Regions from separate parts of the Mus musculus genome. Here region 1 is linked to region 2. The links are chromatin loops, found by intact Hi-C in ENCODE. Cell type or tissue: left cerebral cortex. All regions are shown on one strand. Each heading gives the region's core, and the rest is flanking DNA. Links, peaks and the distances in the headings are about the cores only.

The links. Peaks named below come from ENCODE experiments on the same cell type or tissue, not always from the same donor. Only the 100,000 strongest peaks of a DNase experiment are listed, where the experiment ranks them.
Region 1: it touches region 2 in a loop (2.5-fold over the local background); 8 of 42 quality-filtered maps call a loop at or near these places.

The regions. Positions count from the first base shown.
Region 1 is chr7:16,270,833-16,274,605 of GRCm38, reverse strand. It overlaps Inafm1 (InaF motif containing 1), which reads left to right and starts at 914. Exons shown (of 1, transcript NM_001136270.1): 1 at 914-2,593. The coding sequence starts at 1,316. The coding sequence ends at 1,708. It overlaps Ccdc9 (coiled-coil domain containing 9), which reads left to right. Exons shown (of 14, transcript NM_001382411.1): 14 at 190-564. The coding sequence ends at 293. In left cerebral cortex, for the core only: a CTCF peak has its summit at 1,782; DNase peaks (open chromatin) are centred at 1,169, 1,720, 2,379, 2,988 and 1 more place; H3K4me3 peaks cover 2,016 bases; H3K27ac peaks cover 2,178 bases.
Region 2 is chr7:16,096,263-16,100,035 of GRCm38, reverse strand. It overlaps Napa (N-ethylmaleimide sensitive fusion protein attachment protein alpha), which reads right to left and starts at 1,456. Exons shown (of 11, transcript NM_025898.4): 1 at 1,262-1,456. The coding sequence starts at 1,359. It overlaps Zfp541 (zinc finger protein 541), which reads right to left. Exons shown (of 16, transcript NM_001099277.2): 16 at 3,702-3,773. In left cerebral cortex, for the core only: a CTCF peak has its summit at 1,943; a DNase peak (open chromatin) is centred at 1,678; H3K4me3 peaks cover 854 bases; H3K27ac peaks cover 1,178 bases.

The sequences.
Region 1 (3,773 bases), core at 653-3,152, 170 kb before region 2:
GGAGTGGATGAGCTCATTACACTAGCACTTCCCAGTAGTCAACAGGGTTAGATTGGAGGGGCTCCTGCTTCAGGGGCCTCCTGAGGGTCGAGTAAGCTGGAGGCCAAGTTGTAGGTGGGTTTGACTGAGGTGCGGGATAGGGTGGGTCGGGCAGGCTGGTCCTCCATTTACCGCTTTTTGTCTCCTTAGAGGTGGGCCCCGAGGGCCAGGAGACGGCGGAGATCACAGACTTCCAGAGGGTGCGTTTCTGCAAGGTGGTGGCGGCTGCTCCGCCGCCGGGGGCTGCCCGCTGACAGCGCCAGCAGACCAGGGTGCCTCGCTCTGTACTAACCTTCAGCTCCTCTGCTTCTGCTACACTCCGTCCAGGCCAGGGTTAAACTTAGTGGGGGAGGAAGCAGGTTAGCAACGAGCCCGGCCCGAGGGGAGTCTTCTAAATTCGCTGAGGACCCAGTGGTGCCAGTCCGACCGCACTCGTCTGGTCGAACCCTCGGAGTCAGTCCCTGTGAGGCCTGGGTGTGCAGGAACCTGCAGCTAGGGATTGAATTAAACGCGTGCTACCGCCAACCTTTGAACTGTGCTGCTAGCTGATCAGGCTAGGCTGCTGTGCTTGGCTGGCGGAAGAGGCGGGACGAGAGTGCTCCTCTCATCCTCACACCTCTCTCCTCCCACCCCGCAGGCCGTCTCGCAGTCCTGAAGATGCTGCTGGGAGGGGCGGCAGCGCAGGTTTGCCTGGCTCCCAGGCTGGCTGCTCTCCTCCCTGCAGTCCACCCTGGATCCCTCGCCTCTAGGGAACAGAAGTTTACGCTGGTGCGGAGTTGCTGGGGAAGGGGCCAGCAGGGGTGATGGAGGGAACTGGGTCTCGGAACTCTCGTAGTAGTCCAGGGATGTGAGACTGGGAGGGCCGGGGCCGGGGCTCGGTGGGCGGGGCTAGCGTTCAGAAGCTCCGTAGGCCTCCGGCTTCAACAGAGTAGGAACCTTAGCTCCGGCGGGCAGAGGGATGCTAGTGTGCAGAGCTGCAGTCGGTCGAAGAAGGAAGGGGTTCGATTAGCGCGGAGAGGGCTGAGGTAGAAAACAGGAATAGGCGGTTGGAAATGTGACAGCTAGGGCGGGAGAAGAGCGAGTGGGCGTGGCCTTGAGGGGGTAGAGCTAAGAAATCTTGATAGTGGTGGGTCAGAGGCGGTAGGGGCGTGTCTAGGATGTAGCTGAGCTGGGGGGGGGGTGCTGTCTGACAAGGCGTGGTCCTGGAAGGGGCGTGGCTTGCTTGAGGCGGTCCTGGGGTGGGGGCGGGGTCGGTGCAGGCTGAGTGGGCAGCGCGATGCGGGGCTCGAGCTGCGTGGGCAGTGGTGGCGAGAGCCCGGGTGGTACGGGGCTGAGCGAGGGTCCCCGTGGCCGATGGCTGCGGCTCGCCCCTGTCTGCGCCTACTTCCTGTGTGTGTCCTTGGCCGCTGTGCTGCTTGCTGTGTACTACGGGCTCATCTGGGTTCCCACGCGGCCGCCTGCGGGCCCCGCCGACCCCCTGCCCAGCGCTGCGGCCGCTCCGTGTGCTCGAGCAGCACCGCCCGCCCCGCCTCCGGCCGCACCCGCATCCTGTTTGCTTGGGGCCTCCGGCGGGCCACGACCGCAGCCAGGACTGCCACGGAGTCGCCGCCACAGTCGCCGCCCAGCTCCGGGAGCGACGCGGGAGACCGCGCGCCGAGCGCCTGGATAGTCTGGCCCGCCCCCACCGTGGCCTGCGTCTGTCTATCTGCACCACCGGGCCTCGCCTGCGCGGCGCCGCCTCTCTCCTTGCCGCGGTCCTGATCCTGCCCGACCTTATTCCACCTTGCTCCTTCCCGGGACTCAGCGCTCATCGGCAATAAACTCCAGCCTCAGCTGGCTTACCTGGTCTGTGGTCGTTGGCCTCGGCCGCTGGTCCCTTCTAGCTCCGTGGCCGCGCGGCCTTAAAGGCTTTCCTCTCTCATTGCTCACATGTAATTTTTGGGTTGGAATGGGGAGAAGCGGCTTGCCAGTTTTCGGGGCCATTGAAGGTCAGATACTGTAAAGGCCTTACCAGTTTTCGGGGTGTCATCTCGTATAGCTTCGGAGACAGTGGTGCGTGCTGGAAACTGCAGTTGGTATAGTTTGCAATGGCAGGGGTAGAGGATGTCACCCGTAAGCTAGCTTGTCCTGGTTTGGGTGGTGACATTTGCTGCTTTGGAAGTGTGGAGCATATAGCTGAACCAAACCAAAACTGGTCTGCATTGCTGTTGGTGCCATGTTGAGACTGGTGTAGCTTCTGATAAAGAAGTCATGCGATTGAGTCCATTTTCCCTTACCCATGACTGTGGCTTGGCCGTAGGCAGGCCTGGGATATACTCTGCTGGCCAGCTGCAAGAAGGGGTTTCCTTTATGGCCTGCCTTCCCCCTAGGCTGGACAGCATCAGGAACCTGAGGCCTCTTGTCAGATGGGAGTGTTACCTGTCCTGCTGGTTCCCTTCTGTCCTACCAGCATCCCCCACGGGATGATGTACAGCAATGTACTTAAATCTCTCTGGTCTTGTAAAAGGAAGACAACACATTGTTGCTCAGAATTAAACTAGTGATCGAAACCTGAGAACAGCGTTGGTTTCTGCTCTGTCTCCACTTTGTCCTTCAGCCCTTTCAGAGAGTCACAGCCTGTATCCCTGGGCATAGCCTGTCAGCTCAAAGACTGCACACCACCAAGCAGTGAGTTGGGGGGAGGGGTCCTCTTGCCTGTCCTTTTTGGCCTCCCTTCTGCTTCCTGGTTTTTCCTCCAGCCCCTTGGCCCCTCAACCTTTTTTGTGTCCCTCTGCTACCTTCTCTTTGCTTTTCTCTTTCTCTGTTTTTAGAGTGTCTCCATATTGTCACCGTGCTCCTGTGTCTACTGGCTCACACCGTCTCTCTAGTGCTTTCCCACTGAGTCACCCCCTCCCACTTTGTGGCAAGGGATTTGGGTTCTCAGCAGACCTCCTTCCTCTGTCTTCTAAGGGTTGGGATTGCAGATGTGTACCTCTATGCAAAGTCCAGCTTGTGGGCTTTGAATTCTGACTAGCTCTGACCACTTTAACCATTTTGGGGGTGACAGGGGTATGGAATAATTTTACCTCTCACATGATGACAAATCAGTTCATACCAAGCTATTTATATTTTTTATTTATTCCCTCCCAGTGTGACTGTTACACACATTTTGCTGCAAAAAGACATTACCATGTCCAACAGGGGAAGTGGACAGTGCCTGCCTCAGGCCCCTGGGAGTTTGCATAATAGGTACAGAATGGCCTTTCTAAAATTGGATCAGCCTTGAGTTCCGAAATGCATCTGTCCCTGAAGACCTCAGCTAAGGGACTATGGACCTGCAATTTGGCACACTGTCAAGCCTGATTTATCTTAATTACTAGTTCAACATTTAATTAATGGCTTTGTTAAAAAACTAATTTTCATCACCTTTATATATCTATATATCTCCTATAATCCAAGCTGCCTTGAACTTGCTGTGTAGCAGAGGATGACATTTGTGCTATGCTGATTTTTTTCCTGGGGAGACAGGAGCAAATGCCTCCTCACCCAGACAGGGCACTGCCAAGTGAATTTATTTGGGGGGTGGGCATTAATTATAGGAGGGTGTGGGTGACTCAAAGGCAGCTACACCACCACAACGCTGGATCTGCCAGATGACTGACAGTTCATACAGCCGAGACCTTGGTGTAACCTGAATGATCTACAAGCAACCGCACAGCCAGGCAGATCAGAGGCTCTGGCTCATGCTGCCACTT
Region 2 (3,773 bases), core at 668-3,167:
ACCTGAACTTCTTCCCTTGTGAAGACTGAAGAAACACACACACACACACACACACACACACACACACTCACACTCTCTCTAATGAAACATTCTCATCTAACTGACATAGCCTGTCATTAACCAGATGTCTGTGCAGCAGGTATAAACATTTTTCAAGTTCCTTTGCTAAACATTATCTGATGGCAAACAACAAGGGATGGCTTCATCCTCTCCCTCCCCTTCATGTCTTTCTGTCCTCACCCAGCTTATAACAGTCTCTCCCAGAGCTTTCCCCAACTTCCTGGTTGTCTTCTGTATCCTTCCATCCTTGCTTTGGAGGCTTCTGATTTTGTGTCCTACCCCTGCACAGCTCTTCCTCAACACCTGCCTGGACCTTTCCCCAGTGTTCCTCTCTGCCTGTTCCTTCAAGAGCTTTGCCTGCTGCCATGTAGTGTCGTCTCCCCCTACCCCCTCCTATATCCCAAGGCTCTGGCCCTCTCCCCAGACCCCTCAAGCACTCCAATTCCTACCATCTTGGTTTCCCCATCAGCATCTTACACTCTCTGAGTCTGCTTCTTCCTGCCTGATGAGCCTTTCAGAGGGCCAGACTCAATTCTGAGCACAGTACACATAGTTTATACTCATAACAAACTTCTGCAGTTAGTTTTTACCAACAAGCCCTTTCAGAGAGACCTACTCCCTTAAGATAAAGAAACCTCGGAATCGCATCCCAAGCATGGGTTCTGCTGCTCCTAAGTTAATATGGCTGAAGATGGCAAACTTGCATAAACTTTGTGTGAGGTATTTGCCACCTCCTGGGTGTGTTCAGACTCCAGACTTGAGGACCACCTAGTAGGCGGTGGTCCTACCACCCTAATGATTCTCTTGTGTGCCTCATCCTCCCATCACCATTGTCTTGGCTAAAACCAGTGTCACTGTCCATTCATGCTTGTTCCCCAAGCACAAGTCTCCACCTCTCAGTCCAGGCCTCGCCATCAGTCACTCTTAGCAGGGCCCCACTCACCCTCACACCTCGTACTCCGGCTCATCATGCCCAAGGACGCCCCAGCCCGGGTCCCCTCGGTCTGGTGTCCTCACCCCGGCAGCCTGGGCCGCACAGATCCACGGGCACCGGCCTGGGAAAGGCGCGGCCACCAGTCAGCGGGTGTCGTCAGCCATAGGGCCACGGCCAGGGCCTGCAAGGCCGCTGAGGGGCTCCCAAAGTGCAGAGCAGAAGAGCCCGCTCTTCCCCGCCTTGGGCCCAGCCTCGCCCATTGCTCACCCAAAGAGGCCGGAGAAGAAGGACTGCGAGTTCTTCACCTTGCGCTCCGCTTCAGCCAGCAGCGCCATAGCCTCAGCCTGCTTCCCGGAGTTGTCCATGACGTCGCGCAGCTGCTCGGCTCAGGCCCGACACAGCCTGGCGACGACTCACAGGCCCCGGACACCGCGCACTCAGCGGAGCTCCGCCCGCTGCGTTGACGTCACCCAGGCCTGCCACCCCACGTGAACCCTGCGAACCAACCAGTGGGCTCAAGCTGCGAGGCACTCTCCTCCCGGCACGCCCCCTCCGGCTACCGCACTCAGCACCTTGACCCCCCCCCCCCCAACACGTGAGCACACGCCGCTAGCCTCCTGGAACCCCCACAAGCGCATTGCCACGTGACACCAAATAAGCCAATCATAAGCCCGAACCGCCAAGAGCCCACCGCCCCCAAAGCGCGACCTTTGACTCCCTCCAACCAATCAGCAGGCTCTATAGACTTGTTCTGCCACGCCTCGGCGGAACTGGGTCACACTAATCACCTGACCAGTGTCGCGGCGCTCATGTGACGCCTCTAGGTTCATGCTCCAGGTTTGACTGACCCAGCAGTTTAGCTCCGCCTCCTGTTTCGCTTTACGTCATAGTCACTTGGGAAAAAACTGTGCAGTGAAAACGAACCTTCTTACTCCCTCTGGCGATCGTCTCTAGAATTGGCTTGGGGAATCCAGAAGGTCTCCATTTCTAGCTGGATGGCTCAGCTGCTAAAGGCATTTGCTACCAAGTTTAACAACCATATTCCTATTCCTGGGACCCACATAGTAGAAGGTGAGAACTAGCTCCTCCAAATTGTTCTCTAACCTACACACACAATGCCTTTAGGGAGTATCTTGCAGTGCCACACACAGAATGTCACTAGATACTCAGTCCCATGTAAAAAGCTGGGTGTGTCAGCGGGCACCTGTAACAGGAATGGGTGGGTGGGAGACAGGCATATGCCTGGAGCTTGCTGGCCAGCCAGTCTGGCAGAATCAATGAGTTCCAGGGCCAGAGAGAGACCTGGTTTCGAAAACTAAGGTGCAGAACAACTGAAGAAGACTCCTGACATCAACCTCTGGCCTACACACACACACACACACACACACACACACACACACACAGTTAAAAATTAGTGGAAAAGTCTAAATAAAGCATGGACAGTCAGTTATTGACAGTGGTTCAGTATCTGTACTAAATACACTATGCTATAGTAAGAGCAACATCTTACTATAGGACAGAAACTGCTATGTGGGAACTAGCATAGGCTAGTTTTCTGTAAATCTACAGTTATTCTAAAGGTCAGTCCCCAGGGCCCTGCCCACAGTGATTCCAATCCCTATAGTGTGCTGTGGTGCAGGAATCTGTATCTCTTCTTTACTGAACTTCGCTGATTAGCAGGGAACATTTGAGGAAAGTGTTATGTGAGTTGGGTGTTGGGGACAGGAAAAGGCAAAAGACATCTTCCTCTGACCCTTTCCCATTGAACACTTCCCCAAATGTACCTGTGCTCATCATGACTGTACACTGACCTCAGAGCTGGTGAGTCTGGATGGCCACAAGCAGATATGGTTCCACTTCCATTTGCTGCAACGTGTCATCCTTTTGGAGCAATGAGCTATGCAGCAATGGATGACTATATGCCCTCAACCCATAAGGCCAGAACTGCATTTCCACTCATGGAGTTGGGTCACTCAGGGTAGAGCAGTGGAATGAATGCTCACTGCATAGCAATGCTCAGGTCACTGGGAACACCCACCAAGCAAAGTGCATTTCCTAATTTACCAGCTACACACATTGGGAAAAAATGTTCAAGTAGGAAGGAAGACAGCCATTCTGGTTCTGGGGCTGCCTTGTACCCCTCATTTCCCTCAAACAGGATGTCTCAACAGCTCCAAAATCAATTTCCTCCCTGCCTTTAAGCTTTAGCTGAGATGTTGAGACCTTCTGTGTAGTGCTGGGATCGGGCCCTGGGTACAGGAGTTGAGGCATGGCTCTTGCAGGCTGGGGTTGGTATAGATGTCCCTGACCTTACATAGGCTGCAGCAAAGGCACCATTCTGCCTGCTGTTACGGTCTTCCTCCTTCATTTCAGGTTGAGCAGCTACATCCACACATGCATTTCTGGCTTTAGTCTAACCAACCCAACCCTTCCCATTTTCATGGCCAAATCATGCCTACTGTCATTACTTTCTCACGAGTGCACTCATTCACAGCTGCTAGAAGACCCCTCCTAAAATGAAGCTCTTTGATGAAGGGGCTTTCATTGCTGTGTGTGTATATGCCCATCTACAAGAGAAGAGCTGGTGTGTGGTGCTAAAGAGAGCACAGATGACTGTGTGCCCACCTTCTCCCCTCTCTCTGCTCACCTCCTGGTCCCAACTATGGCCCTGAAGCTTCTGCAGAGCACACAGGCTTGGAAGTTGGAGGACAGCTCTTTAAGAACCCAATTTAATAAGATATAAGCAGACACGTAAAAAATACACCTAACAATATACAGT